Regions from separate parts of the Mus musculus genome. Here regions 1, 3, 4, 5 and 6 are each linked to region 2. Evidence: chromatin loops called from intact Hi-C (ENCODE). Cell type or tissue: heart. All regions are shown on one strand.

Region 1 (5,000 bases), 130 kb after region 2:
TCGAACTCCATGGTAGGCCTTTTCCTGGTCGGTCTACAGACACACAACCCCATGCTTGACGCCCCTGGGCCAGCCCCAAAGTCCCCCAGCCTTAAAGAGAGGACTGTGCCACACATCTCTGGAGCCCCAGTAATTATCAGCTGAAGGCTAGACTCAGGCAGCAGGTCTCGTCTCTAAACCCGGTCTGTGCTGCCATCGTGTGGCCGCCGCTGGAAGTGCGCCTGTTCTATGACTGCTTAGACCCTGAAATTCTAAATTCTTCTTGGGTTGATCTAAACAGGTTATAGCTGGAGCTCCAGGGGATACAGAAAGGAAAAGACATGGGGGGGGGACGCCTCCAAACTGAACTTGGAGTCGGTTTTCCCTCAGAACAAAAGGTAATTCAGGAGATACCACATCTAAGTCACTAGAGAAGACCACTTGAGAATCAAGTGTGACTCCTTGAGTTTCAGGCCCAGGACGTGTGACCACAGTCCTTAGGTGAAGAACAGATCATGTGAGACAGGATATGGGATGACAGGACACATTGCCACGTCTGAGTCACAGGGTTGGGGGAGGGGATGATGTCATCGGCTGACTAGAGAGCCTTGGAGACCAGGGACATACCTGGGAAGAAATCTGAGACAACTAGAAATAAGAAGTGAATAAAATCTAAGAGGCCTGGGATTGCTGCTTACACACAGATACTGGGGTATTCACCTAAACAGTGTTCTTTATGTCACACGTGTTTGGCATTTCTCAAGACCTTACTACAAGCCATACCAAATGGTGTGGAAACATTTGGAGTTTACTATAGCAGAGTTGCTAGAGCGCTTGCCTACCATGCACTGGGCCCAAGGATCAGCCTGGGTTCAGTCATTAAGGCTACATAAACTGGGGGTGGGAGAGATGGCTCAGTGGTTAAGAGCACTAACTGCTCTTCCAGAGGTCCTGAGTTCAATTCCCAACAGCCACATGGTGGCTCACAACCATCTGTAATGGGATCTGGCGCCCTCTTCTGGTGTGTCTGAAGACAGTGATGGTGTACTTATATACATAAAATAAATTAATAAATAATTTTTTTAACTACATAAACTGGGTGCAGGCCTGCCTGTAACCCCAGGACTCAGAAAGTAGAGACCAGAAGCTTAAGGTCAAGACTGGGGGGATGGCTCCCCAGATAAGTGCTTAGCTCTTTCAGGGAACCTCAGGTGGGTTCCTAGCACCCAATTCAAAGGATTCACAATCACCTGTGATGGCAGATCCAGGGGAGCTGGCATGTTCCGGCCTCTGCAGGCGGCTACACACACACACACACACACACACACACACACACACACACGGCACAGGTAAACTCAGGCACAAACACATCCGCATAAATACAAGTAAAGACTTTTTTAAGTTCAAAGCCATTGTCGTTTTGTTTTGTTTTGTTTTGTTTTGTTTTTTAGACAGGGTTTCTCTGTGTAACCAAGGCTGTCCTGGAACTCACTTTGTAGACCAGGCTGGCCTCGAACTCAGAAATCCGCCTGCCTCTGCCTCCCAAGTGCTGGGATTAAAGGCGTGCGCCACCACCGCCCAGCTCAAAGCCATTGTCTTAGGGTTTCTGTTGCTGCCATGAAACGCCAGCACCAAGGCAGCCTAGGGAGAAAAAAAATTTATTTGACGTTATGCTTCCACGTTCATTATCAAAGGCCAGGAACTCAAACTGGGCAGGAACCGGAGGCAGGAGCCAACGCAGAAGCCATGGAAGGGTGCTGCTTACTGGTTTACTCGGCCTGCTTTTTTTGTTTGTTTGTTTGGTTGGTTTTTTGGGTTTTTTGGGGTTTTGGGGGGGATTAAGACAGGGTTTCCCTGTGTAGCCCTGGCTGTCCTGGAACGGCCTCGAACTCAGAAATCCGCCTGCCTTTGCCTCCCAAATACTGGGATTAAAGGCATGCGCCACCACCGCCCGGCTTCAGTCTGCTTTGTTATAGAACCCAGGACCACTGGGCAATGGTGCCTCACTCCTTTAATTCCAGCACTTGGGAAGCAAAGGCCGGTAGATCTCTGAGCTCCAGACAGCCAGGATTACAGAGAGAAATCCTGTCTCGAAAAAACAACAGCAACAACAACAACAAAGGCTGAAGCACTGGCTCTCTGATTTAGAGCCTGGGTTCCATCCCCAGTACCTAGATGATGGTTTACAACCATCTGTAATCCCCGGGGATCTGGTGCCCTCTTGTGGTCGCTGGCGGTACTGCATGCATGTGCTGCTCAGACATACATAAAAACAAAATACCTGTACACATAAAATAATAAAATAAAAATAATCAAAAATAAGAAGAACCTAGAACCACCAGCCTAGGAATGGAAGCCACAGTGGCCTGGGCCCTTCCTCATCAAGCACTAATTTTAAAAATGCCCTACAAGCTTACCTGTAGCCCGATCTTATGGAGGCATTTTGAAGTTCCCTCTTCTCAGATGACTTTAGCTTCTATCGAGTTGACATAAAACTATCCAGCACTGTCCTCCTCCGCTACATAAAAAGGTGGTGGCCAGAGGCTGGGGAGATGGCTCAGCAGTTAGGAGCTAGGCTCACAAGCAAACAGAGAGAGATTTAAGCCTACCTGAACATCAGTAACACGGTGGTAGATTCCAGAAACGGGACGGAGCCGGAGGGCGGGGGGGGGGGGGGGGGACAGGACGGGAGGGTGGGGGCGGAGCAGGGGAGATGGAACAGGGTAAGCACATTACCCAGAAGCCTAAATAAATAAGGAAATTGTGTTTGTAAGGAGAGAGAGAAGGATGGGGAAGACAGAGAAGGGAATGTGGATTGACAGGGGGAGAGGTTGGTTTGAAACGCAATTAAAACTGGATGATCAGACCATGCATGGTGTCACACAACTTTGATGCCTGGACTCGGGATGCAGAAGCAGGTGGAACTCTCTAAGTTCTAAGCCATCCTGGTCTATATAGTGGACACAGTCTCATTCTTAGGTAGATAGGTAGATAGATAAGTAAATAGATAGATAGATAGATAGATAGATAGATAGATAGATAGATAGATAGATAGATAGACAGACAGACAGACAGAGAAGGAAGGAAGGAAGGGCCTCAGCGAAAAGGTAACTTTAAGGCAAAACCTCAAGACTTTGAGAAAGAACCAAATATCTGCTCCATCCCAGGGTGAGGATGTCGCAATAATGCTCTGATACCCAGGACGTAGGGGCGGAAGATGGAGATAAGCAGAGCCCAGAGCTGATTGACCACATCAAGGAAAGACAGAAGGGCTGGAGAGAGAGATGGCTCTGCAGTTGGAAGCACTAGCTGCTCTTCTGGAGGATCAGGCTTCGGTTCCCAGAGTCCACATGGCAACTCATGGCTGTCTGTGGCTCCAGTTCCAGGGGAGCCAGTGCACTCACACACATTCACAAGCATGCAGATGGAACACTGATACACATTAGATAAATAAATAAATTTTAAAGGAAAAGACAAAGACTGACTCCACAGAACAAGGTGAGACTTTGGTTGCTATGGAAGAGTCAGACACCGGAAAGCAGGGCTGGGAGCAGAGAAACACAGGAGGAGACTGGGAAACTCTTCTGTAACCCGTGAAAGCCAAAAAAACAGCCAGTCCAGAGCACTGTGCAAGGGGAACCCAGGGTGTACTTAGCCCATTGGATATGGAGTAGGAAGTGAGGATCTAGGGCAGTGGTTCTCCACCTGTGGGTCTCTGCCCCTTTGGGAATCAAAAGACCCTTTCACAGGGGTTGCATATCAGATATCCTGGATATCAGATATTTAAAACATTACAATTCTTTTTTTTTTTTTTTAAAGATTTATTTATTTATTTATTATAAGTACACTGTAGCTGTCCTCAGACACTCCAGAAGAGGGAGTCAGATCTTGTTACAGATGGTTGTGAGCCACCATGTGGTTGCTGGGATTTGAACTCCTGACCTTCGGAAGAGCAGTCGGGTGCTCTTACCCACTGAGCCATCTCACCAGCCCTTTTTTTTTTTTTAAAGATTTATTTATTTATTTATTATAAGTACACTGTAGCTGTCCTCAGACACTCCAGAAGAGGGAGTCAGATCTTGTTACAGATGGTTGTGAGCCACCATGTGGTTGCTGGGATTTGAACTCCAAAACATTACAATTCTTAAGAGTAGCAAAATTGCAGTTATAAAGTAGCAACAAAATAATTTTATGGTTGGGGGTCACAGCAACATAAGGAACTGCACTAAAGGTTGAGAACCACTGATCTAGGGTGTTGTCTCCAAGGTAACAGAGTTGCCATGGGTTGTAACAGTGACTCATGGGAGGGGAGAGATGCTGGGGCAGGTTTGATTTGAAACAGAAGTTTCACTCTGTGAATTACCTGTGCACATATGCACTGTAAAGTATAACAAAGTTTTCCATGATAAAGTCTTTGTTTAGTTTTGAGCTTTGTTTATATGCTTGGTTAAATATTTTAGTTTTTTTAAGATTAATTTTTATTATTTTTAATTGTGTATATATGGATGGAAGGTATTTGTGTGTGTGTGTGTGTGTGTGTGTGTGTGTCCCTTTCTGTGTTCCTCCATAGTAACATAGTTCTTTCAACAGGGCCACAAACTCCCTAATAGTTCCACTCCCTGTGGGCCAAGCATTCACACACATGAGTCTGTGGGGCCATTCCTGTTCAAACCACATAACCAAGATGGTTATGAGCCACCTGACGTGCGTACTAGGAAACAAACTCAGGTCCTCTGCAAAAGTGCTACGTGTCCTAACTACTGAGATATCTCTCCACCCCCAATGTTTTGGTTTTGGGGAACAGGGTCACACTCTGTAGCCCAGGCTAGCCTCAAATTCATAGCCACATGGAGCCTGAGATTACTAGCATGCCCCACCACACCTGGCTTTTGCAGGGTTTGAGACAGAGACTCATGAAAGCCAGACTGTCCTGGAACTCACTGCGTGAGTTATACCTAACTGTGTTCTTGACACAGCCTCTGGGCCTCTGAAAGGAAGAACCCTTCAAGGAACTGCCTATG
Region 2 (5,000 bases):
CAAACAAGGAAGTGCTGTGTTCATTATTTGTTTGGTTGCTATGACAAAATACACAACCAAAGCCCTGTAGGGAAGGGAGCATTTTTTTTTGTCACAAGGTCTGAGGGGACAGTCCACTATAGCAGGGAAGTCATGGTGACGGGACAATCAGGTAGGTGGTCACATCACATCCACAATAGGGCAGCAGAGAGTCGTGGGCTGTTGCTCAGCTCAATTGTGGGGTATCCTCTGGACAAGGCTACTCAGGCAAGGGTTTAAACTAATAGAAAGCCTTTATCAGCGGGCTGGTGACAACACAGGGTCTCACGATGCCAGCGTAACCCTGAGCCTTTCTCAGGGTGAGCTTTTAAGCACAATAACTATATTCTAGACTGGCATACTCCTGTTAACAAGAACAGCTAAGCAAGCAGAACTACAAACGCCAAAAGGCAAGGTTAGTACATCTAGAGACTTTCCCAGAACTATAGACATTAATGAATTAGGTCTTTGTCTTCATTTTGGCTGGTGATGTTGTCTCTGTGCTAAGTTTTATGGCCTGAGTGGTACTTTCATCATGGAGTTAATTATGCTAAGGTCTGGGGGCCTGGTACTAGATGTCTTTTTGTGTCCTGGACCCTACCCTACCAGACTCCTATGTTAAGAATGGGTCTTGTCACTTCTCACCTCTCTGGAAACAAGCTTCCAGACACACCAGAAGCCTTGCTTCCTGGTTCTAAATCCAGTCAAGTTGACAGTTAAGATTAACCTCCATGCCACAGCCTCCAGAGGAAGGCATTTCATACCTACGCTCTCATTTTAGTCATACAATTCATTTCAGACTGTGAGGCAACAAGTTTGAAATAGGTATGATAGCATACCTGCAATCCCAGCACTCGGAAGGCTGATCTGAGGCGGGGGGCGGGGGAGAATCCTGAATTTGATGGCAATTCAGGATACTAGAGAAATCCACCTCAAAATCAAGGCGATGGTGAATTTGTCTTGGTTTGTGGTAACCTGTTACCGGCAGCCTCTTCTCCCACACAATCCCCTGCCCAGGCCCCAAACTCACTCCTCTAAACCCCTATCCGAGCTCCCCTTGGGTGCTGCTCTCTGCTGACTCTACCACTCTCTACATCTCTGGACAGGGTGTGCTTTGCCCACAGCCCTCTCAGCTACCCCTAAGCATCCATCTAGCCCCAATGGGACCAAGTGTCTGAAAATCTCCATGAAACCTGATATACAGGCAGCCTGTATCTTAGATGGGGGAAGTGAGGGGAGGCAACTTTAAGTATCCTCTTCCATATCCAGCCTGTACCAAACAAAAGAAGGAAGCCTTGAGAAGCAAGGTTCAGAGTAAAGCAGCCAGCCCTCATCTCAGGTCCCCCGCACCACATGTTGAGATTTCCGGGCCGCATTTCTCCTTCGTCCAGCCCCCGCCCTATGGGTTAAACAGGGTAGGGCAAGGCCTTGGCCAGTGGGTGTGGCTGGCAGGGCGCCATGTCCTTTCCCAGGGTTGCCTCCCTACCTGGCTTGTCTGCACCCGGTACTGCCAGGCAGCAGGGCCTCTTCACTCCTTCCGCATCCCACCAAGCTGAGCAGGGGGTTGGGGTGAGTGACTCATTCCACACCCCTCCTAATTGCCCTTTCCCTCACCCTGCCAGGCCTCAGCCCCTCTTAACTCCATCTCCACACAACACTAATTCCTGCCCATCCGAGTGCTTTAGGAAGGCCCGGCTCCACTCTCAGCACTCCGGTCCAGGACACCACTGCCACGGGCAACCTCTCCACCTGCCTCAGGGAGTTAACAGTGGGGTCTGTCTGTCTCAGCCCAATCTCCAGCCATGAGCTCACATGTAAAAAACTAGCTACCCTGACTCCTACTCCCTGTTTCTTTACAGTCACTATGTAAATTACATACATATGTTATATACATATGTGCATTACAGCAACCTTCCAGGAGAAATGGTTACCACCCATTTCACAGATAAGGAAACAGAGGCTCATGTGTTTGTTCGTGTCCCTTCCTTCCACCACCTTCACGTACTCTCTAAGCAAACTCAGGAGAACCATAAGAGGAAAGACAGCATTTAGAGTCCAAAGCCCTGCAGCATAGGTTGCATCATCTACGGGTGGCCTGGTCTTGGGATATGTGTGTGGTAGTCATGTCCAGCAGCCTCAGACACTGCTGGCTTCTCCACGGGCTTACCTCATAGGCCCACCCTGCAAGCCCCTAGGCCAAACTGCACTTCCTTCTAGACCTCCAAAACTAGGTAAGGGAAGCAGGACTGGATCTTTGTTCTTGTGCAGTCCAAGATGCATTTGAAGAGAGAATGAGGGCCTTGCACAAGGGCAGCCAGCTGATAAAACACACGCCCTTTGTCCTCAGGCTGCAAAGCGTCCTTTTCTTCCCAGCCAGAGTAGGACCAGCTCAGCTCAACAGCACCCCCTGGAGGCCAAAGGACGCTTGACACTCTGAAGCCGGGCAGGTTTCGTCCACCCCCAACTCCTTTTCTGTCCGGCTGACCTAGCCTTATTCAAACCAGAAAAATCTTGGACACTGCAGAACCTATACTCCAGACTGCTCCCTGGCCTTCCTACAGTAGCAAAGAGGATTAAATGGATAGTATTACAAGAGTTAGAACCCAGGAGGACCAAAAGTCCAAAGTTTCACCTGTGCAACCCTGGGCTTATGTCTCCTTTTTTCTGGCCAACGGGACTATGGAGGAGGTACTGTCTTCCGAGAAAGAGCACTTACCTTCCAGCTGTAAAACTAATTTGACATTTCACCAGTGTGTAATATGTCCACAAGGGGGCGCTGCAGCCATAGTTGTGAGGCAGTTATTGAAGGCACTATTCATACCAGCTTCTGGCCTGCCCCAGGTTGCCTCCAGATCAGCGAACCTCCTGCTTAGGAGTAAATGTCCTGCTCCAGTCACAGTATATTGAAAAACTTCCCAGAATACCTCAGTCATCTCATGTCTCACTTCTACTGGGAGTAGAGTTCAGGGAGACCCATAGGTAACAAAACTGTAGCCATCTTGGATAGACTAGGAACAAGTTGCTGAAATTCTCTTTGGAGCACCTCATGGGATCGGGGAGGAGGCCATTCTGGAACAGGGGTTAATTCTGGTTTAGGGTCCCCATGGGCAGCAAGGACTCAGGACTCAGACCTGAATCTGACCTTAGCACCCACAGGAGGAAGGCAGGGAGCCCCTCAAGGCCATAACTCCAATGTGGCTCTTAATAACCGTTCACCTTCTTATCTCTGAGCCACGTCCACTTCCACCAGCTCTTTCACCTACCCTCCCTGTCTTACTTGCCATCCTTGACCCTCTCCCCTAGCCTTGCCCCAAGTCTAGATCAGTGACCACGCTCCACACTCTGCAGCCTGCATATCGTTCCCGTCACAGCCTATGGCTCACTGGAAGTGGTTTCTGTGTCACCTGCAGGTGGCACGGGATGCCCCTGGGAACAGGAACTGTGTGTCCTCTAAGGATTTGTTGAATGCATGAGTCACCTAGAAGGGCACAATGTGGATTACAGCGTAGACCCCTGGGAGCTGTCGCCATCCTCTTCTTCCTTTCCCCTTAGCTCTATCAGCTTGATTCCATCCCATGCATTTGATGGGTTCTGTTCTTTGTTCCCATCGTCCTCCTGAATTTGCCAAACTTTTCCTCTGGGAATTCCAGAGTAGCTTAAGTGCAGCCTAGGACAGAAAAGGATGAAGTCATGAGAGCCCAGGGGCTGGTGAGGAAGATTTTGTTTCATTTGCATTTAGATATAAGAGAGAGGACGACTTTCCTCTAGACTTGGGGGAGGGGAGTGGCAGGATTGGGTGACACTGAGGTGTTGTTGAGAGAGATAAGTGTCTCAGGGAAGGAGACAGTTTGGGGGAATTTAGGGCTTTTCAATGTTGGTTTTAAGATTGGTGAGTTTCAGCCAGCACACTCCTTTAATCCCAGCACTTAGGAGGCAGAGGCAGGAGGATTTCTGAGTTCAAAGACAGCCTGGTTTGTAGAGTGAGTTCCAGGTCAGCCAGGGCTACATAGAGAACCCCTGTCTCAACAGAAATTAGTCCAATCAGGTCCTGCCTATCTGAACTACTGTCACTTGAAAGTTCAAGATCAAGGTTAGGACTTCACAGCTCTGGAAGGAGCCCCCTTAAACTCAGAGGTGCTTGGCCAGCTGAGGCACTGTAAAGGACACCCACAGTGGAGTTAAACTACTCTCAACCTCTGACCTAGGCCCTGCCCTATGCTGAGGGTCTAGTAGTTAGAACGAATTTCTAATAGGCAGACAGACAGGGAGAGGAGCCATGACTAGGAAGTAAAAGTAGTGTACTTCCAAGATGGCTGGCATCTTTCTTGCCTGTCTATAAACGAGGCCACAGTAAAGAAACAGCTGAAATGGTTTCTCTGTGATATGGAGGAAGGTTTTATGAGAGAGAGACAGAGAGAGAGAGAGAGACAGAGAGAGAGACAGAGAGAGGGAGAGACAGAGAGAGAGAGAGAGAGAGAGAGAGAGAGAGAGAGAGAGAGAGAGAGAACAGCCAGAGGCATCTGAAGAATCTAAAGCAGAGAAAAAAAAGGAAGCAGACTGGATATCTTTGAGAGAAGTAAGAATAACAGGGTCAGAAGAGAAGCGATAGATAGATAGATAGATAGATAGATAGATAGATAGATAGATAGATAGATAGATAGATAGATAGACAGGGTATCTGGGAGGAGGCAAGGCCTGGGATCTTCATCAGCCTGGGAGCTGGCATGGTGGTAGAGGAGTGGAGAAGGTGAGAAGGGCCAGGCTAGCCTGGACGTTGAAAAGCATGACGTAGGGACTTACGGAGCCTGGAGGCCAACACAGGCTTTGATTGCAACCACGGGTGTATGTCATGTCAATGGCAGACAGGAGCCTGTCTCACAAGCTACTGATGAATGGTGGATTTTATCTAACTGCCAGAAATCCTTCCTCAGTCCACCTTGAGTTTAGCCTAGACTCGGTTTTGGACCAAGTCCATAGGCCTG
Region 3 (5,000 bases), 780 kb before region 2:
CACTAGTATTATAATCTAGTTTAGACTGCACTGGGGTATGGTTTAGTATCCCAAATGTCTCTCAAAGTACATGGGTTGACAAGTCTCAACACATGTAGATTGAGAAAGTCTTTTTTTTTTTAAATTTAATTCTTGATTTTAAAAAAGAGCCTGGTTTTCAATGTTTGTGGAGGGGCACTGTCTCCTAGGGCACACAGAAAGTGTTATATGTTAGGGTGTGGATTATTTAGTATCATCCCACTGAAATGGCAAGGGATTGGGGCTCAGATCTTGAAAAGCACTAGCGTTCAAGTCAAGAAGGATGTTGACGCTGCTAGTCAATGGACACGGGCAACCCCAAAGCACATTAGGGCTTTCCCTCTTTACTGTACCCCAAGTAGAGCACTAAGTCGTGTCAGCTGATGTCTTAGAGTTACTTTTGCTGTACTGAAACACCTGGACAAAAGCAACGTGGGTAGGAAAGGGTTTGTTTGACTTGTGCTTCCTCATCACTGTTCATCACTGAAGGAAGACAGGGCAGGCACTTGGAGGCCGGAGCTGATATAGAGGCCATGAGAGGGTGTTGCTTATTGACTCTATCCTTGGCTTGCTCAGCTCACTTTCTTGTAGAACTCAGAACCACGATGGGCTGGGCCCTTTCCCATTAGTCACTAATGAAGACAATGCCTACAGGCTTGCCTATAGTCCTAGGGAGGCATTTTCTCAACTGAGGCTCCCTCCTCCCAGATGACTCTACCTTGTGTCAAAAAACTAGCCAGCACAGTTGGGGTCTGGTAGGGAGATATAATTAAGTGTATACAGATAGAACAAGGTCTTTATATGTATTGATTACATATAAGTGTTGGGGGGGGGCAGGAAATTTAGAGGTGTCTGTTTGGACACACTGCTGTCATCTGGCAGACACAAAATAATTTTATTGGGTATATAACAATTTTGAGAATTTCTGTTGGGCTGGTTGACTTTTGTCGAAGCTCGGTGGGAAGATGTATCATAAGTAGTATTTAAGAAGCAATATCATAATTGGAAGAAAATAGAAAATGTGAGAAATAAAGAGAATGTGAAACTTCTTTTTATATTGGGAATCTTATTTGAGATGATTTCAAAATTTCCAAGATTGAAACAAGTTACGGCCAGAGAGCTGGGAGTTCTCTACTCATTGTGTATCTTTAGGAAATGTAAGTTTCGGGCAATTATGGACTTCTTCACCCAGAGTACTCATACTGGTCCAAGCACACCCACCCAACTAAATAATAATTCTGACAGATTTTTATAGTTTGCATCAGTAAGAAAGTTTATTGAAATTTATTAGTAAATGAGAAATTAATAAGTAAGTGAGAAAGTTTTCTTCTTTTTTCTCCACAAAAGAACACTTTCTGATAGATGAAAAGAAGAAATACAGAAACCACAAAACACCTTTTAGACCTTAATTTCAAGGAGTGAACCTATTTCCACAGACCATTAAGACAAAAGTGTTTCTTGGACATTTATGTTTTCCACACGTCTGTCCAGTGGCCCGTATGAAGAGACTCTTCTATGCAGCTTAATAGAAGTGTTTCTTGGTTTCTGATTCAATCATAGACGAAAGGACTCTACCCTCAGGTGTCACCTCCTCAATAATCGTCCTGATCACTTTGGTTTTGTTAGTATCTGTGAATAATAAAAAATAAATTAGAATTTAGGTGAAAAGATTTGTAGGAATCCTAACTACTAACAAGCTATTACAAAAGGAAGATTATAACCTTTCCAAGTTCTGGAAAAAAAATATCTAAGCTGTATATGACATTTTCAAATACTGATGTCTATAGGGTTATTAAAAACACAAATGAAAACCTAACTCGAGATTTTCATTGTTTTAAAAATCAGCTCTTGAGTTTCAAGAGCAACAAAACCTTTGGAGAAAGTTAAAACTATTTCAGATTACCCCAGCTAGTTTCAGCTGACCTTGGTCCTTTAGATGATTGGTCGCCGCCACCGGAAGACTTGAAACCTCCGCTTCCGCCCTGGCCTCCGCTGGAACTTCCGCCGCCGTAGCCGCCACCGGAACTGCCGCCGTGACCACCAGCACCACCGCTGGAACTTCCGCCGCCGTAGCCGCCACCGGAACTGCCTCCGTGGCTACCGCCCCCGGAGCTTCCGCCGCCGTAGCTGCCGCCGCCGCCGGAACTTCCGCCGTAGCTGCCGCCGCCGCCGGAACTTCCGCCGTAGCTTCCGCCACCGGAGCTTCCGCCGTAGCTACCGCCGTGGCTGCCGCCGCCGCGTCCGCCGCCGCCACCGCTGGAGCTAAAGAAAGTGTGGAGGTCAAATGCGGCCACTTCTAATGTGGGAGCGTCAGGTCGCGCTCCAGTGCAGTATTGATAATCCAGTCAAGTTTGTGGATTAGTTTCCAGCCATTCGTAACGGATATTCATACACACAGCCCTAATTCCTAAACCCATTCCTGCTCCCCTTCCCGCCTCTGGCTTTTCCTTGGGCTTGGGCAAGCTTTGCTATGTGCAGTGCTGAAGGAAAGCGGTGGAGGATTTTTGCAGGTTTCCGATGTACCTTCCCTCTCCTTCTAGCAGGCTGCGGTAGGTCTGAATCTCGTTCTCCAGTCGGGTCTTGATGTCTAGGAGTTGTTGGTACTCGGCGTTCTGGCACTCGGTCTCAGCCCGAATCTGTTGCAGCTGTTCCTCCAGGGCGGAGATCTGGCTTTGAATCTGGGAGAGCTGCACGCAGTAGCGACCTTCTGTTTCTGCCAAGGAGGCTTCCAGCGATTGTTTCTGAGAAGAAGGGTTTATTAAGGTGAAACATGGGATTCAGGAAGACCTCGTAGAAGGAAAGTAAATTAGGATTCGTGCTAGGCTGCACTGCCAAAGTTTGAGCAGGACTGCCTCCATGTGAGCAGTTCTTTTTTTTCCCCCCACACGCCCACAAGCTGCAATTTCGATTCTAATTTCTTGCCCCCAAGTCATTTTTAGCATGAACAATTGCAGGATAAAATAGAAGCCAGGTTATAAGATTTAACGTACCAGGGCCAGCTGGGACTGTAGTTCAATCTCCAGACCCTGAACAGTACGTCTCAATTCAGTGATTTCAGACTTATGGCTGGACATTTGTTCAATGTTGCTGTCGATTTCTGTGGTGAGTTCCTTGCTCTAGAGGATCAAAAAAAAAAAAAAAAATAGGGAAAAGATGAGACCATTTGGGCATGCTAAGAAAAGCTCCATGGGCTTCACTAAGAAGGGTGATTGGCTAGTTTACCTTCTGATTGAACCACTCTTCAGCATCCTTGCGATTCTTTTCTGCAAGTTGTTCGTATTGGTTTCTCATGTTGTTCAGCAGCTGAGTCAGGTCAACCCCTGGGGCAGCGTTCATTTCCACATTCACATCACCAGTGGACACATTTTGAAGGTCTCTCATTTCCTGTTTGAGGAGCAGTTAGATTTAATTAGTGAGTACACCACGACCCAGATGAGCTTTTTTTTTTTTCTTTAAAAGGGGGGAATGTAATTATGTAAATTTGTGTCACCTCTTCGTGGTTCTTCTTTAGGTAGGCCAGCTCTTCGTTCAGACTTTCGATCTGCATTTCCAGGTCAGACTTGCTAAGGGTCAGCTCATCCAGTACCCTGCGCAGGCCATTGATGTCGGCCTCCACGCTCTGGCGCAGGGTCACCTCATTCTCGTATCTGAAGCAAGCAAGATACAAACACTGAATATACAGGAGGATGACGGTATACCTGGATATACACGGACTACAGTGCAGATACAGATTTGGTTTCATGTCATGGCAACATTCATAATACACGAATTCATGTAGGAATATTAATTAATATAGTTTGATTTGAAGAAAGCTGTCACTTTAAAACACACCCTCCTTTAACGATTGCCCAAAAGATATGACAATTAAATTAAAAAAAAAAAACAAACAGCTTAGCACTGTTTCACTCCAGATGAGTTCAGGAGAGTGTAAAAGCTGTTGTGGGCATCCAGGAGCATTGTTGGAAGCCCCTGCTGTGTGTGCACCACATCCACATAGCTTACTTCAGCCTGAAGTCATCAGCTGCCAGGCGGGCATTGTCAATCTGCAGCAGCACGTTGGCATTGTCAGTTGTCAGGGTGAGGATCTGAGGGGAGAGACACACGTTATTGAAAAGATCAGGTGGGCTTCTGGCTTCTCAGGTTAGCATAGGTGAGTTGCATTTTAGATAGTTCTCTGACAAACTAAACATGGACTGTCCCAGACTTGCCCATACTTCCCCTCAGGTCTTTCAGGACCTTTATGGCTATGGTTGCTTTTTGAGCACTGGCTGGGATTGTACTATTCCTGCAGCCGACCCTTTCCTTTATAGTATGTGATTTGTTTGTGTTGCAGCTAACTTTTGAGTGACTCATGTTTGTATCTGTTTAACTTGTTATAAATACTTCTAGGGGTGAATTTATACATATCTATACATATATATGCATATATGTAACATACTCATTTAAAATTATCTTAGCTCCCACACTTATGTATGACCTAGCCTATTTTAACTGTGAACTCGCATATGTGTGTTAAAACCTATAAGGTTCTCAGTAGTCTGTCATCCTGGACGACAGGCAACACACATGCTAGATGACACATTGCCATAAATATCTTTGATGAGGCCTGGTTACACTAGACATGAAAAGGTAACAGGGAAGAGACAGCAGTCAGCTGTGCCACACTTGGCATAGCTTCCTCTGCATTGCATGCCTAGGAACGATGGAAAGCCGGAGTCTGAAGCGCCTTACCTGCCCCTTAAGGTCCTCGATGGTTTTGTAGTATTTGCTGTAGTCCCGGGGCTCTCGCTGGCTTGAGTTGCCATGCTTCTCGTACCACTCCTTGATTTTACCCTCCAGCTCGTAGTTTGACTCTTCCAGAGCCCGGACTTTGTCCATGTAGGAGGCCAGGCGGTCGTTCAGGTTCTGCATGGTCACCTTCTCGTTTCCGGAGAGAAGGCTGCCACCATCTCCTCCGAATCCACCACCGCCAAAGCCTCCTC
Region 4 (5,000 bases), 710 kb before region 2:
TCAAAGAATAACTGACCATCTCCTTAACAGCAATATAACTATTGCGCATGTCTGCGTATCTACTTGACAGGTTGTTCGGCTGACTGGTGGGCCTCAGTTGGGTAAGAACATTGCTTGTTCCCCCAGTAGCCTCCATAGCATCCTTGGGGACTATGAAACTAGTAGGTGTGGAGGAAGCTTCCAGCTCATTTCTAAGTGATTTCTGTGTTTCATGCATCCTATGAGTGTGGCCTTACCATCTAGCTCTGATAGGCATTCAAGAAGACTTGTAAAAGCCTATACTGTTTGGGTGGTCTCTGAGATCTCCTTGACTAACAACTTATAAAGAGGCATTCTACCATTGGCATTGGGGTTTTTGTTGAACAGTTCACAGAAACTGAAAAAAAAAGTCACGGAGACATAAATGTAAAATGCTGACTTGGTCATTATACATTATGGACACATATTCTGAACACAAGAAACATGTACAATGAAAATAATAAGAAAAAAGAATCTATAAGAAAAATAGTTTAATGCTGGGCAGTGGTGGCACATGCCTTTAATCTCAGCCCTTGGGAGGCAGAGGCAGGTGGATTTCTGAGTTCGAGGCCAGCCTGGTTTACAGAGTAAGTTCTAGGACAGTCAGGGCTATACAGAGAAACCCTGTCTAAACAAAACAAAACAAAACAAAACAAAACAAAACAAAACAAAACAAAACAAAACAAAACAAAACAACAACAACTCAGCACAGCCAGGAGTGGTGGGTGGTACAAGTTTATGGTACCTAGAATTACTTCGTAGAATTTGGGAGGTGGAGGCAGGAAGATTTATAACTAAAGGCTGTCCTGAGATGCATAGTGAGACATTGCCTCAACAAGCCCCAGCCTCAAATCAGTCTATCCTTCTAAAAAAAGAAAAGAGAAAGAAAAAGAAAGAAAAACCAACAGTCCTGTGTCATCTAGGCACAAGAGTGAAAGTCTGTCTCTCCTTGGGACTCAGTCAGGCCTGAGGGCGGCTTTCCACAGCTAGGCGGATGCAGGTGGAGCTGGGCTAAAGGAAGGAGGAGTGGGCACAGTGGGTAGAGTGGAAGATAAAGCCACAGGCCATGTCTGCCCGATGTCACAAGATTGCTATTTAATACTGGAGATTTCACCATCCTTACAAGAACACCTTGTGGAGCCTTTCTTTTACCGAAGGTCCGAACTTGGGTTCCCGGAGTCATTCTATGGCACTGACCTGGGGTGAGAGTGTGATGGATAGCAACATAATGAGATGCTTCCCCTGTGAATGAGCAGGGGCCTCTTATTCATGGGGTTTACCCGGCTTCACGTTCCTCAGCTCCTGTTCCAGGAGGCTGGAGGGTGGACCTTTGCCCACATGCGAGTTGACTGAGTAAGGGTATAAAGTCCAAGTGCATTGGGGGAGGTCCCTCCCGTCTTACACCCTGACAAATGGAACAGCAACAGTCTCCAAAGGAACTTCCCAAGGGTGGATCCATCTCATAATTACAGGCTAGCTGCAGAATGGGTCAGTGGTCTACATTTCAATAAAGGAGCCTGTAGGAGGGAACTCTGAAGGCTGGGCGTGACAATGAATACACAGCTAAGGAGGAGAGAGACACAGAGAGACAGAGAGAAACAGAGAGAGAGAGAGGGACACACAGAGACACAGAGACAGACAGACATGCAGAGGTGGGGGAGTTTCATTAATTTGTCTTAAAGAGGGAAAAAATCGCCCCCAAGTCTTTTCTCTGGGGCTGGGGAGATGACTCTCAGTAAAGTGACCGCTTTGCAAACACGAGGAGCCAAGTTTTATCTCCAGCACCCAATTTAAAAGGCTGGGGATGTAGAGACAGGCTGATGATCCCTTTGGCTTGTTGGCTAGCTAGCTTAGCCCTAATGGCAAGCTCCAGACTAGTAAGAGACCCCAACTCAAGCAAAAAGGTGACCCAAGAATGACACCCCCCCCCGCGAGCACACACACACACACACACACACACACACACACACACACACACCTGTATGTATACACTCCCACACTTCTGCACCTGTACACACATGAACACACATATGCATACACACTAAAGAAAAAGACTTTTTTTCCTGTTCTTAGGATGTCTATTATCAACTGAAATCTATCTTGCTAAAATCCCAGCAGGGAGAAGGAGAAAGAGAAGTGAGCATAAAGACCCATTCCTCACCAAGAAGCTCTTTGCAAATGATATCTATTGGGAGAGGGAAAATCAGTTTTCTCCAGTGGAGTGATGCTGGATACACCAAGCACCCTGCAGGGAAGGCTTCATGCTCAGGAGTAGTTGGCCAGCACAGAGTCAATGACAGGTGATATGTGTGTGTGTGTGTGCGTGCATTTTTCTTTGTCTTATTTATTTACTTATCAATTTATGTATCTATTCAGTTAATTATTTTGAGGGAGAAAGACTACAAAGTTGGGTGTCTAGGGTGGTAGAAAGAGTTGGGAAAAACTGGAGGAGCAGAAAAAATATGTTCAAAATTTATCGCATGAAAAGAGCCAACACACACACACACACACACACTTAATGAAATGTGTCTTGTTATGTGCATTCATCTAAATAAGACATTCGATTGATTGTTTCTCTACACAAAACACGAAACACTGATTCATATCAGATTTGTTTTGGGAAAGGATAGATCTGGAAACAAGAGACTCAGGGCCACTGCAATTGTGTCTGCTTCTGGTAATGACGTTTCAGAGATAAGAGTGAATCCTTTGGCTCTACGGTCTTAAGAGGCTTTGGTTCGTGCGTAGCTCTGGCTCCCTCTGCTGGCTCCATGCTTCCCTGCATGGCTTTGATAGTTGCTAGATCTCAGCCCCTGGGTTCTCTCTTTCCCTCTTGCCCCTCTTTCCCTCTCCACTCTTATGTTACACTCTCCTTCGATCCAAGAGGAATTCCTCAGGCAACGACTCTCAGTTGTCAGCCACACTGGATTCTCTAAGGTAGTGTGGTGAGATGCTTCAGGCTAAAGTCATATTGGTCATGTGTATAGTTTTTGTACTGGACGATGGGTTAAGTTGGATTATTTTCAAATCTGAGAAAGGATAACACCATGCTACTTTGTACTCCTGAGCCCAGAAACTGTTATCGGAAGGCACTCTAGATGTTTTAACAAACACAGCAAAGTACTAGATCCATCCAGAGCATGGACTCCAAGTCTCTCCGAATCTTGTCCTCAGATTAGTCGAGGCTAGTCTCCAAAGTCCTGCCAAGCTTATTAAGGGTGTTGAGTGATTGCTGTTATGTTCGCATTATCTTAGTATTTTACTTTAAATGTTTCCTGGGTTTGACAGACCTCTGGAAACGTGCCAGTGGGGATGCCTATGATGTAGGGCATTGGGACCAGGAAACCCGGTTGCACTGGGTTTTGATGCAGAACTCAGACAATGAACGAGTCAAGTCTTAGTTTATCTTTTCAGCAATACTAGTTTTGGGGTTCTCCCACGTTGAAATCAGAAGTCCCTGTCCCTGTAACACTGCCTGTGTCTGCTCTGGCTCCAAGCCTCAGCTGCCACCTGACCTGTGTGGCACTGTCACCATGGGGAGCTCATGGTTCTGGTCACCTGATTTTCGTCTGCACCTGTTAGCAAGCACTGTTTGTCTGCTGACTCCCAGAGAGTGAGGGGATGGTAAAAGCATGACTTTAAATATCCTTTAACTTTTCCAGAAGCTTCTTATTAGGGCACCGGTGTTAAAAGGAAAAGAAGTCTCTTATATTGTAATGATCTCAGGGAGCTGAGTGGCCCAGTGTGTGTGTGTGTGTGTGTGTGTGTGTGTGTGTGTGTGTGTGTGAGAGAGAGAGAGAGAGAGAGAGAGAGAGAGAGAGAGAGAGAAAAGAAAGAGAGAAAGCTACTGAAAGTTTCTAGCTTATTCTCCAATCAGATGGGCTCAGAGGAGGCCCTGAACACATTGTGAGACCAGAGTGGCCATTTGTTTTCAATCACTGTGCCCACCAGGGAATAGGTTAAGCCTGCCCTGACATCACCCCTTCCCACTGACCTGGTCAGCTCTGTCCTTTGTGGATGGACTAACTATGATGAAGTAGAGTAATATGAAGCTGTCCTTATTATGGATTGGAGGGGACAGAACATCTGCTGTCTCATAGGGCTCCATTTATTTTGAGAAAGATCTTTGGCTAGAATTCCAGTTCAAATAACTGTTAAAGTGTTCCCTGTCACACACAGGACTTCATGTTCTGTGAGGTGGTGTCATGCAGGCTCAACGGAGATAAGAGAAGGCCTAGTTATGTCCTGGTGGCCATTTTTTGCCATCGTTCACAGGATACAGTCAGTATAATCCCTGAGGTCTTTTATGTGATGACATGGAGATTAATTTGACTTCAAATTTGCACCTTGAAGAAGGAAAAAGCGTGCCTTGCCTCTTTGGCCAGCAGGGGTCGCTCTTGCTCTTTCTCTCTAACAGAGGCTAACCTGAAGCAACCCCTTCCAGGTTGCTGGGGATAAAAAAAAAAAAAAAAAAAAAAAAAAAAAAAAAAAAAAAAATCCAGTTTCTGACTCACCTCCCGACCTTTTTACTCTGTTCAAATTAGCATCTTGCGAAAAACACCATGATGAGCAATAGTTGACCATGAGTCTGGAAAGGGATTGAAGAAAACTATACAGTTTTAAAAGAAAACTGCCCATGGTCTCTTTTGACTATTTAAAATTTTTGCCCTGGGTTAGCAGCAGGGATGGGGTGGAGTGGGGTGAGGAGAATGATTCAGACATTTTAAAAATCTTTTAAGTGATTGCACCAATTCTAACCTCTTTAGGTAGTCTGCAAAGTGCCTTTGCTTCCATTTAGTCGGCTGTGAAGGATCAAAGCCCCTTTTTGCTTTACTAAGAGATGGTCCACTTTTCCCAGGGCAGAGTTATTGAGAGAGGCCTAATTACCCTGCTGTGATTTTAACCCAGTTAGTTCTGCTCTCCCAACCACAGCAGAGGTTGGGACTCCTTTTCCGCAAAAGTTACAGGCCTGATGGTAATTT
Region 5 (5,000 bases), 110 kb after region 2:
CCCCATCAATCACTAGTTAAGAAAATTTCTTCCAGCTGAATCTTATGGAGGTGTTTTCTCAATGGAGGTTCCCTTCTTTCAGATATCTCTAGCTCATATCAAGTTGACATAAATATCCAGGATCTCTTCTTGGGTCCCTACCGACCCCTACGAGCTGACCTTTGACCCCTACAAGCTGACCTTTCCTGACCTTTGCCTGTCTTCTCCTTGCCAGCTGATGACATGGTTCACAAGCATGGCTCAGCCTCCGCACACTCGCTGTGTGAGTGGTTTCCCCATGTTGTCTGTGGGTCTTCTTTTCCATCTGAACAGTCCCTTTGGGTCACCTTCATCCATTGTGTCTTTGCTTCTGCCCCACCTCCTCCCAGCTCCTGGAGTTTGAGAAAAAGGCTTTCCTTAGTGAGAGAAAAATGTAACACTGGGGAGAACCCAGAACCCACCCCAGACTGAGGTGACAGCCTGGGAAACAGACATGAAAATGGACACAGAGCTGGGTAGCCAGCAGGAGCATGGATCAGGGCAGGTGGCCAGCAGGGCACAGGCCAGGGCAGGTTGGAAGCAGGGGGATAGCTTTCTAGGTTGAACAGGTGGGCAGTGATGACTGTAATTCTGTGTTGCAGACATAATTTAGGCGGAGGGAAGCTGAGGGACACCTTGTACATCCTCACCTGTTTATTGGTGATGGGACCCGGCCACCTCCATCTCTGTCCCCAGAAATAGACACACCAAACAATGCTTGTCAAATAAATGATCAAATGAATGACCAAGTCACCAGAGTTGGGAAAGCCCTTTCCCCAAAGGAGAGGAGGGAAGGATATACAACTGAAGGGCCCTCCTCCATAATCTCCATTGTCCCCACAGCCATTAAGGAACAGCCCCCAAGCCCCAAGCTCAGCTAGGAAGAGAGCTGTGCCCACCAACCAGTCCTGTGGAAGCCTCTAGATCTTTGTGGCAGGAGAGTGAGCTGTGTCTGGTCCTAACAACTCCAGCTTAAAACAGACAAGGAATCTCCTCCTACAGGCCGTCCAGGGAAGTAAGAGAGTGGGGCGGAGCCCTGGATTATAACAACCAGGAACTTTCTAAAAAGGCTGTCTGACTCTCAACAGACTCTGGAGTCTAGAGAAAAACCTCCAGGGCAGACCAGAGGGGGTCTTTATGTTCCTGGGGGGTGTTTCAAAGTCGCTGAGAGACAGAAAAGAATAGAAGCTGAACAGGCAGGTACCTGACCAGGAAGCTGAAGGGACAGTGTGGAGTCCCGCCCCACCTCGTCCCAAGGTCCTCTTGCCCTAAAAGGGAAGCCATTTGGCCTCTAGGCTCCAGCATCTTTCCATTCTTGGAAAGAACGCATTACAGAGTGCAACCTAAGCTTCAATCCTGTAGCTAGAGCACCATCTGCTGGTAATTTGCGGTACTGCACCCTTGTTCACAAAGACACAGAAGAAATTCAGGAGGATGCTGGACCACATATCTGTCAGCTGCCTCTTCAGACCCCTTCCCTGGAGTCTGGGTCAGCTCATCTCCCTCATTATACAACTCCCTAGTATGCCACCCCCCGACTCTCCCACTGCACCAAGCCCCAGTTGGGCCACTGTGTCCATTGTCCCACGCGTCACTCCTTTCCTACCCCTTAGGCTCCTCTATGAAACTGCTCACCCCAAGGCCAGCTTCGAGTTTGGGGATCCCTGGGTCAGTCCCTATTCTTCAAGAGGAGTACTCTCTTCCTACTGAAAATTCTTTAACAGCAGCAGCTGTTATTGGTGTGCATGCCACACAGGGTGTGACCCCCCAAAACTGGGAACCCGATACAAACCAATGAAAGAAACGGCTATGCGCACACCTACATGGCTACCCTACATGCACATCCAAGCATGTTCTGCATGTGTGGATGAACAGCAAGAGGGTCTCACTGGATGAGCCAGATAGGCTCTTTGTCACCTAGGCTGGAGCTAAGAGGCTCGAATCTCTGATCGTGCGCCTGCAGAGGGCAGCACTGAGCTGCTCGGGGCTAGCTGGACAGACACCGCGGTTGTTTTGACCTCAGACCTGGGAATGGCTTCTGCTCACTAACTCCAGGGCCATGAGGATAGGGGAAGGGCCCATGTCGAAAGATTTAGTGTCTGAGGTCCTGGAGAAATGGCTCAGCAGTTAAGAGCATGTTTTTCCTTCCCAAGTTCAGTCCCTAGCACCCATAGTAGGTAGCTCACAATCACTTGGAAGTCCAGCTCCAGGGAATTCAATATGTCTAGCCTCTGTGGGCACTTCACTTGCACATTCTCACACAAAGACAGACAGACAGACACACACACACACATTCATGTGATTTCAAATTAAATTGATTTTTTTAAGTTTGAGTGTCTAATAACACATAGTAGATTCTATGCCTTTATTGGGGATATAAGATTGTGAGGTATGGGTCTGTGCGTCATGTGTAACGTGTGCACACATATACATTTCAGAATGCATGCTAGTGCAAGGTCCTGTGATTCTATGTCTTAAATCCTACATACATTTTGTCAGTATTATTTTGACTCTCTTCCATGTTGCGTTTTTAAAGAGAAAGAAAGAAAGAAAGAAAGAAAGAAAGAAAGAAAGAAAGAAAGAAAGAAAAAGAAAGAAAGAAAGAAAGAAAGAAAGAAAGAAAGAAAGAAAGAAAGGAAGGAAGGAAGGAAGGAAGGAAGGAAGGAAGGAAGAAAGAAGGAAAGAAAGAAAGGCCTCAAAGTTCTCACTAGAATGTGGAAACTCCCCTGGGGGGCGGGGGTTGAGCCTGCAGTTCCCTGGAATTTCCCAGAATTCATAGAAAGACTCTGGGTTTCACTTACATTGACTATAACCTTAGAGGAGAGGTGGGCCTGAGTCCAAGTTCAGCACTTCCCCAACGCAAGTGGCTAGTTCACACAGGTGCACATGCAACTCACCTTCACAGAGCTTGCACACAAATGCACACCTACACAGCCCACACATACATTTGCACACGGCTACCATATGGACTCACACATTCAACCTCATTCAAGTCTAATCACATGCCCTTGCACTAGTGCGTGCACGTGGCACACAGACACATACCTCACAGCCCTGCATCCTCAGGTCCACACACAGCCACACTCTAAGCTTAGACACATGCTCTCACATGCTCATAGACAATCGCACATGCGCACACAACCTCACACTGACACACAGTCACACTTGTCTCATGTGTGCACACTTTTGCCCTGTACACTTGCCCGTGCTTTCAGTCCTACAACCTCTTCATTGTCACATTACACACTCGTTCACACTCACACAAAGCCGCCATTGCCACTATAGTAAAAAAAAAAAAAAAAAAACCTTACATTACCACAGGGCTACCCCTAGACAAGCCTGAACAGGCCGTGATCCCAGGATAGATTTCTAGAATCTTCCCAGGAGATACCAAACCCAAGGTAGAGTGATGTCCCCCACATTCCCAGTCTAGAGCAAGCAGAATCAGGACCAGGAGTGTTGACAGCACACACAGGTCACCAGGCCCTGATGACTTCAAGCTTCAGTTCCCTTCCAGTTAGGTCACCTTTGAACTGTGTGAGGCAAGGCCTGGCCAGAAAACCTGACAGGGACACTTGGGCGCTATCACTTATCCTTATGAGGCACACCGAAGGCCTGAGCAGATTAAATTCTGGGGGCATCTAAGCACCCTGGGCCAGTCAAGAGGCAGGACAGGTACGGAGGCACAGCACAAACTGGAGTCACTGTAGACATTGCCTGTCCACACGGGTATGGCTGTCAGGTGTGAAGGCCAGTGGCACACAAGAAGCTCACACTCTCTGAGAAGAGTGAGACAAGCCAGAGGAGGGGAGACAGAGATGGATGCTGAGCCTAGAGAGATGGGGGGGAGGGCCAGCCTGCCAGGGACCCTAGCAGGGAAAGCGGCCTGGATCCTAAAGGCAGTAGGTATGGGCTAGGGAAGGCGTGCTTCCCTTACAGAGGTTGGCAAACGGGGACCCAGAATCTACAGGGCTGACTGACCCTCAGCTGTCACCTGGGGAGCGGGGCTGACCTAGAAATCCACCCACTGGTCCTCCCACGGGCCCTGTCTCTCCCTAACTCCTCAGAATGAAGTCCCCCGTGAGCGACAAAACCTTTGTCTGTACAGAGGACTAATGGTTTCCCAGCATCAAGACTCAGAGAAGTTTCTAGGCGTTCCAAAAAGGTCTCCCCCCCAAAGCCTTTCCTAGCTGGGCCAATTGGTGGTAACCCAACAAAAAGCCAGGGGGTATGGAGCACCTCCTAGGAGCGAGCAGGAAGGGGGTGCTTGATGGCAGAGCTGGGGACAGCTAGAGAAGGACTGAGTGCTGGCTTTACCGAGAGGGCCCAACCCTGACTGAGGGAGGGTGGGGTGCACCAGGCCTGCACATTCCAGCAGCTGCCGCTCCCTTCTAACCTGTCCTCTCCTGTTCCCACAACTTCCCAAGCTGCCCTGGACCTGGCTGTCAGGGAACAGTTCCCAGAATCCTTTGCTGTCCAGACCCCAACTATAGAGATCACAGTCTGAATGCACAATGGCCCTTCTGCCCTCCCCCACTAAGCACACACTCACACGAATGTATACACACATGCATGTGTACGTGCATGCTCAGCCAGCCTCAGCCTCAGGACACGGGGACAGGACACACAGCGAGGCTGTCCGAGCTGTAGCACTCCAGGACAGGCGATCTCCTCCCTCCACCCCATCGAGGCACAGGACAAGAGAAACGGGGAGGAAGCCAGTCCCCAGAGACACCCCAGGACCAAGGTCACTGTAGAATGCCCCTTGAAGTTCGGCCAAAGGAACTCTGGGAAGGGAATGTTGTCCTCCAAAGTTGCTGAGGGCTTCATGTCCAGTTTGGGCATCTCAGGCTGGTCCTGTTCCCATGCCCAGCAATGGACTGGATGGGCCCAGGAATTGTACCTCCTCTGCTTCCCCACCCTCACCCAGGCCTAGCCAGGCAGCCTTCAGTCCTCACAACAGAGGCTGTGCTACACATGGA
Region 6 (5,000 bases), 100 kb before region 2:
CCAGATCTTACCAATTTGCCCCTTTTCTATCTTCCCATGTCTTTGTTTATTTTGTGATGACGACCCAACGTGTTTCATTAGAGTTGCTCACAGGAGTCATTTGTAGAAGCATGAACACTTCACCACTGAAGGAAATGTCTCCCCCTCCCCCTTAGAAACCAGCAATTGCCGATAAATCATCAGGGAGGCACAGGAACTCCCTTCTCCATGACAGGGTGGTGCTGGGCCCAGACTTATGCATAATCAGCAGGTGTGGGTATGAGAATGCCATGGCCAGATCGTGCCCAGAACCCAAGGCTCCACCCCTTCCTCCAGCTCTTACATTCTTCCCGCCCCATCATCTGCAGTGTTCCCTGAGCCTCGAAGGGGGATGCTCTAGATGTCCCATTCAGGACTGAGTATCCAACAACCACTTATTCTCCGCATTTAGACCAATTATGAATCTCTGTAGTTACCACTGCCCACTGCAAAAAGAAATTCCTCCGTCCAAACTTGACAGGAACACCAGTCTCTGGGAGTAAACTCAATTTTTCATACAGCAATTTGACGGGTATATCACATATGAGTGCATGCACATACACACAGAGAGACAGACAGACAGACAGACAGAAAGACCGACAGATAGAGACAGAGAGAGATATTCTAGGCTTGTGATAACACAAAAACCTATTTGCCTAGTGTCAGATGGACCACTCAAAAGGAGAAATAAGTCTCTAGTAGCAATCATGGTTCTAGAAAGAACCATGGTTATAGACAAGAGCTATTGTCACACTTCCAGGCCACCACCATAGACAGCTAGGGCTCCTCAAGTTGACCCTGGGAGTGCACCTCACCAGCTCTTCCCTCCTGCTGGACAGACAGTCCCCACTGGTTCTCCATAAGCGGTATCTACTACGTCCCTGCCACCTGCCAGGAACATTGTGTGAGCTCTCCCTCAACCTAATGGAAAGAAATGGTAATAATTCTACTTCTTCCATTGAGGACTAGGCATCAAGGGGTCACCACTGTAGTGACTCAGGCTAGCATCACCAGGCAGCATCTGAGATCAGCTCTGTCTGACTCTAGCAAAAGTTTTCTATCTTCCAAATGATGTAGCAGCAAAGAAAGGTATCTATGCTTTGTTCTCCTCCCCTCTCCTCTTCCTCTTCCTCTTCCTCTCCTCTTCCTCTCCTCTCCTCTCCTCTCTTCTCCTCTCCTCTCCTCTCCTCTCCCAGATACACAGGTAAGCTAGGATTGGAGATTTTGTTCTTGCGGGCATATTCTGTGCCTGCCAAAGTCAGGAGCTCCTGGCAAAGCCTAGCCCCTCGGGACTGCTTTTCCATCTGCCTTTCCATCACGGCCTGCTAAGGACCACTTTGGTCTTTTCCAGAACCCTGGTTAAGAGGTGATAGTGACCTAGAGGGTTCTAGTGTCAACTGCAATCCTCAAAGCCAGAATTTGTGGGGCAACGAAGACAGAGAACTGAGAAATCTATGACAATGCTTCTCAAAAAAAAAAAAGTACATCTCTGGGCATCGAGCCAGAACCAAGACAATTGTCCCCAGTACCCACGCTGGGCCTCCAGGCCTAAGGAATTTCATGCTTCTGTGACAGGGGCCAATCTGAATGAGAGATAAAACTTGGCAACTCGGTCAAAGCAATTCTCAACATGACCAAGCTCCTTTTAACTAAACTGGATCTCTAAGAGGGCTGAGTTTGCTCTCGGATAAAATACCAAGAGGCCAAAGATGCCAAAAGCACGGTAGGGACATGTTAGTTCTTAGCTGTTCTGAAGGAATCCGAGCCTGGCAACAGGAGTCGTTGGGGAACTACAGGCAAAGTGCACACCGAGAGTCAGGAAAGAGCATTCTCCCAGGGACTTAAGACCCAGCTGCAGTAATGTGGCAAGGCCAATGAGGATCCAACAACTTGAAGACCACCACATGAAGAGCAACACCAAAATAACAGCAACTGACGTGCACGGTGGGTGGCGGTCCACGTGAAGCAGGCGCACAGTCGCATCTTAAAAATCTCTGGGACAATGGACTAGAACCCAAACCCCAGAAGAGACACTGAGAACAATGTGAGCTTTAACGGAAGATAACGACACTCTTGCCAAATTAAATTTCAAAGAAATACAGCATAAGGGCTAACAGAAAGCCAATATTTGGAAGCATCTACTGCTTGCATTTTAGTAGAAATGTCTCCAGGGCAATCTGGTCTTTTGAAAAGGTTAAGAATGGAGGAGATGGAAACACCATGACCCCAGCGCCACCTCCGTGATACCCTCCCTGCATTGGAATCCTGACTTCAGCATCATCTCCAGCACCGTCTCCGTAGGCAAAGTGGGGCTTGTGGTTGACAGGTCACAGCTTGAGAGAGAGGCAAAGGAAACACGCAGTCCCGGTCAGTGGCGATGGTGGGGGAGGCTGCAGGGAGAGAAGAAAGAACGAGCTAAACAAGAGAACATGAAAGATACTTCAGTGGTCAACAGACAAAAATGAGGCCCAAAGGACTGAACAGGAAGCGTGCTATCAACTAGGCACACAAATCAAAGGAACCCATGCTGACAGATCCACTGTTACTAGCATCTGTGTCATTCAGCGTTCTGAAGGCTGAGGATGGGGCCACGAGAGGGCGTGTCTGTCATTTATGTAACATTCTGTCAGCGTAGAGGTGCATGAGTCACTAGACAAAGATACACAGGAAGGTGTGTTCTTTGTGCTGAGATCCGCAAGCACTTCAGTTATTGCTGAGGAATGGCCTGACAGCCTGGTATGTGGTTTGGCCAGGGTTCGCCTACATTACATACGTGCAGCACTCACTCTCCAGAAGGCTCTAGTACATGTTAATCACACCCCACAAGTAGGCCCTGGTGCCCACAAGCTTCTACTGTTTCTAGTTCTCTGCCTCCGGTTGAGCCCAGACCTCAGATAGCCATCTCTCTAAGTTGCTAAGGAGGCTCAGGACCATAGATACCTCATCTTCAGACAGGAGTTCTGTTCACTTGGAGCTGGAGAGATGGCTCAGCAGTTAAGAGTGCTTGCTGCTCTTGCAGAGGACGCAGGTTCAATACCCAGCACCCACATGATGGCTTTCAGCTGTTAACTCCAGTTTCAGGGGATCCGACACTCTCTTCTGACCTTCACAGGCACCAGACACACATGGGATGCACATACATGCATTCAAGCAAAGCACTCATATATATATAATATGTAATTTAAGTTTTTTATTAAAATTCTGTGTGTGTTTCTGCAATAGGGAAGGATGAAGTAGGAAACCTAGGTACCACTACATTCAGCCATGAAGACCATGGCAAAACTCTCAAATTCGGAGGGTTTGGAGAACGCCTCTAGAGCTCTGAAATCAGCATTGCCAATACCATAAGAAGTTCCCATCAAAAATTCTAACAAAACCTTTGCCCTGCACATTCATGTGTTCTCAATACCCGGCCAAAAAGCATCATCCAGAGACATTGTGTTAAATGAACAGCTGGGCCACGTGCGTCATTCCAAAGGAGCACTTTTGATGTGAACGCTGCTCTGGGGCAAGCTGATTTGAGAGCAAAGCCTCTCCCCCACAGAGAGTCTGAGAGTTGACTTAAATGTTTACTATAATATAATATTAGATCATCTCTCCTTTTTTTCTCCCTCCAACCTCTCCAACGTATCCCCTTGCTCTCTTTCAAATTCATAGTCTCTTATTCTATAGTTGATGCTGGTGTGTGTGTGTGTGTATGTGTGTGCGTGTGCGTGTGCCTGTGCCTCTGTGTGTATGTGTGCATGTGTGTATGTGTTCCTAAATTTATAAACACGTTCTGCTCAATCCCTCCACTGTTACTTCTGTGTTTCCTAGCTGACCATTTGATATTAGACAACCAATTGGCATCTTCTTCCCTAGGGAAGACTATGTCCCCCTTTCTCAGCGTCCTTTAGTTGCACCTGAGGCTCAAGAATCATTTCAGAAGAAGGAACCAAAGAATTCTACGAGACAAAGAAACAGGATTCTGTCTTCTAGAAGTATCAGAGAAGCCACACCCATGAAGCCGCGCTGACAAGGCTGACTAAAAATGACTTGGACCAGAACAGCACCAATGGGTATCCTAGGGTGGAAAGGAAAGAGCGCTGTAAGGTCTCAACTCTAGACAAAGAACTGACTTAATTTTTAGAAGACCTAACTAGTGAGACTTCTGGCTATTACTGCCAGGCATGTGGCATGTGGCATGTGGCATGTGGCATGTGGCATGTGGCCTGTGGCATGTGGCATGGCCTGTGTGCTGAAGATAAAGAATGAGTGACAAGATGGCTGAGCTTGGAGCTGCACCCCAGAGAGCCCAGTGTAGGTCTCACCTCCAGGGTCTCCAGCAGGCAGAACGGCAGTTACTGAGAAGTGAGATGTGACAGGCGAGCGGATGCCTTCAGACTAAAGCACAGAAAGTAAAAACAAAACAAAACAAAACAAAACAAAACAAAACAAAACAAAACAAAACAAAACAAAACAAACAGGGCAGTTCGGCAACCCAGAGCAGAGCCAAAAGGGGCCACCCTGCTCTGCAGCACAGTCTCTGCCTGAGCTCAGAACCATAGCTCCACCTTCCAGCAGCTGCCCACCCCTCCCGGTCACAGCCTCGTGTTCACACTGCGTCTCCTCAGAACTCTATGCAGCGGCGACCACAGTAAGCTTAGTGTCCAATTCAGTCTGGAACTTGGCACGCCCCCGCCAGGTGACACCTCAGAGTTTGGGGTCCATTGAGGGAGCAGAGAAGTAGATGGCTAAAATGAGAAGAACTCTGACCAAACAAAGAGTGCCTGGACCTGTCCCTTGGCAAACCAAAGGAGGCAATCCTATCCACACCTGTGTCAATATGAGAGGTATTCCTATACATACAAGTGCCATTATGAAAGTCTGTCCCAAGGCCCAGGGTGAGGAGACATTGGAGACCTTCCTAACTCATAAGGCAGCTCTTCTCTAGAGGGAGTCTGGGCTCTTACACCCATAGTAGCCTTTTTCTCCTAATGTTA

Evidence for each region. A loop is a pair of places that touch in the nucleus more often than their neighbours do. Peaks named below come from ENCODE experiments on the same cell type or tissue, not always from the same donor. Only the 100,000 strongest peaks of a DNase experiment are listed, where the experiment ranks them.
Region 1: a loop joins it to region 2, with 4 times the contacts of the local background. A loop is called at or near these places in 26 of 42 quality-filtered maps.
Region 3: it touches region 2 in a loop (2.1-fold over the local background); 6 of 42 quality-filtered maps call a loop at or near these places.
Region 4: it touches region 2 in a loop (8-fold over the local background); 14 of 42 quality-filtered maps call a loop at or near these places.
Region 5: it touches region 2 in a loop (9-fold over the local background); 28 of 42 quality-filtered maps call a loop at or near these places.
Region 6: it touches region 2 in a loop (2.6-fold over the local background); 11 of 42 quality-filtered maps call a loop at or near these places.

Annotation. Positions count from the first base shown.
Region 1 is chr11:100,298,313-100,303,312 of GRCm38, forward strand. Gm14206 (a long non-coding RNA gene) reads right to left here and starts at 2,614. Exons shown (of 5, transcript XR_880211.2): 1 at 2,397-2,614. In heart, CTCF peaks have their summits at 213 (motif pointing left) and 2,207 (motif pointing left); a DNase peak (open chromatin) is centred at 189; H3K4me3 peaks cover 150 bases.
Region 2 is chr11:100,166,787-100,171,786 of GRCm38, forward strand. Gm39022 (a long non-coding RNA gene) reads left to right here and starts at 98. Exons shown (of 5, transcript XR_880210.3): 1 at 98-151. In heart, CTCF peaks have their summits at 2,457 (motif pointing left) and 2,743 (motif pointing right); a DNase peak (open chromatin) is centred at 1,575; H3K27ac peaks cover 1,090 bases.
Region 3 is chr11:99,383,990-99,388,989 of GRCm38, forward strand. Krt10 (keratin 10) reads right to left here. Exons shown (of 8, transcript NM_010660.2): 1 at 4,750-5,000; 2 at 4,021-4,103; 3 at 3,509-3,665; 4 at 3,241-3,402; 5 at 3,009-3,134; 6 at 2,542-2,759; 7 at 1,942-2,280; 8 at 1,265-1,647. The coding sequence ends at 1,641. Among named protein-coding and RNA genes, the nearest start is that of Krt10, 2.9 kb to the right of the region's middle. In heart, no CTCF peak of the experiment used is centred here; DNase peaks (open chromatin) are centred at 2,102 and 2,652; H3K4me3 peaks cover 1,949 bases; H3K27ac peaks cover 1,502 bases; H3K27me3 peaks cover 709 bases.
Region 4 is chr11:99,460,581-99,465,580 of GRCm38, forward strand. No RefSeq gene overlaps it. Among named protein-coding and RNA genes, the nearest start is that of Krt20, 25 kb to the left of the region's middle. In heart, CTCF peaks have their summits at 2,779 (motif pointing left) and 4,397 (motif pointing right); a DNase peak (open chromatin) is centred at 4,361; H3K27me3 peaks cover 701 bases.
Region 5 is chr11:100,280,796-100,285,795 of GRCm38, forward strand. It overlaps Gm14206 (a long non-coding RNA gene), which reads right to left. Exons shown (of 5, transcript XR_880211.2): 2 at 191-371. Among named protein-coding and RNA genes, the nearest start is that of Krt42, 13 kb to the left of the region's middle. In heart, CTCF peaks have their summits at 1,393 (motif pointing left) and 1,974 (motif pointing right); DNase peaks (open chromatin) are centred at 1,391 and 1,906.
Region 6 is chr11:100,065,140-100,070,139 of GRCm38, forward strand. No RefSeq gene overlaps it. Among named protein-coding and RNA genes, the nearest start is that of Krt31, 17 kb to the left of the region's middle. In heart, no CTCF peak of the experiment used is centred here; no DNase peak of the experiment used is centred here.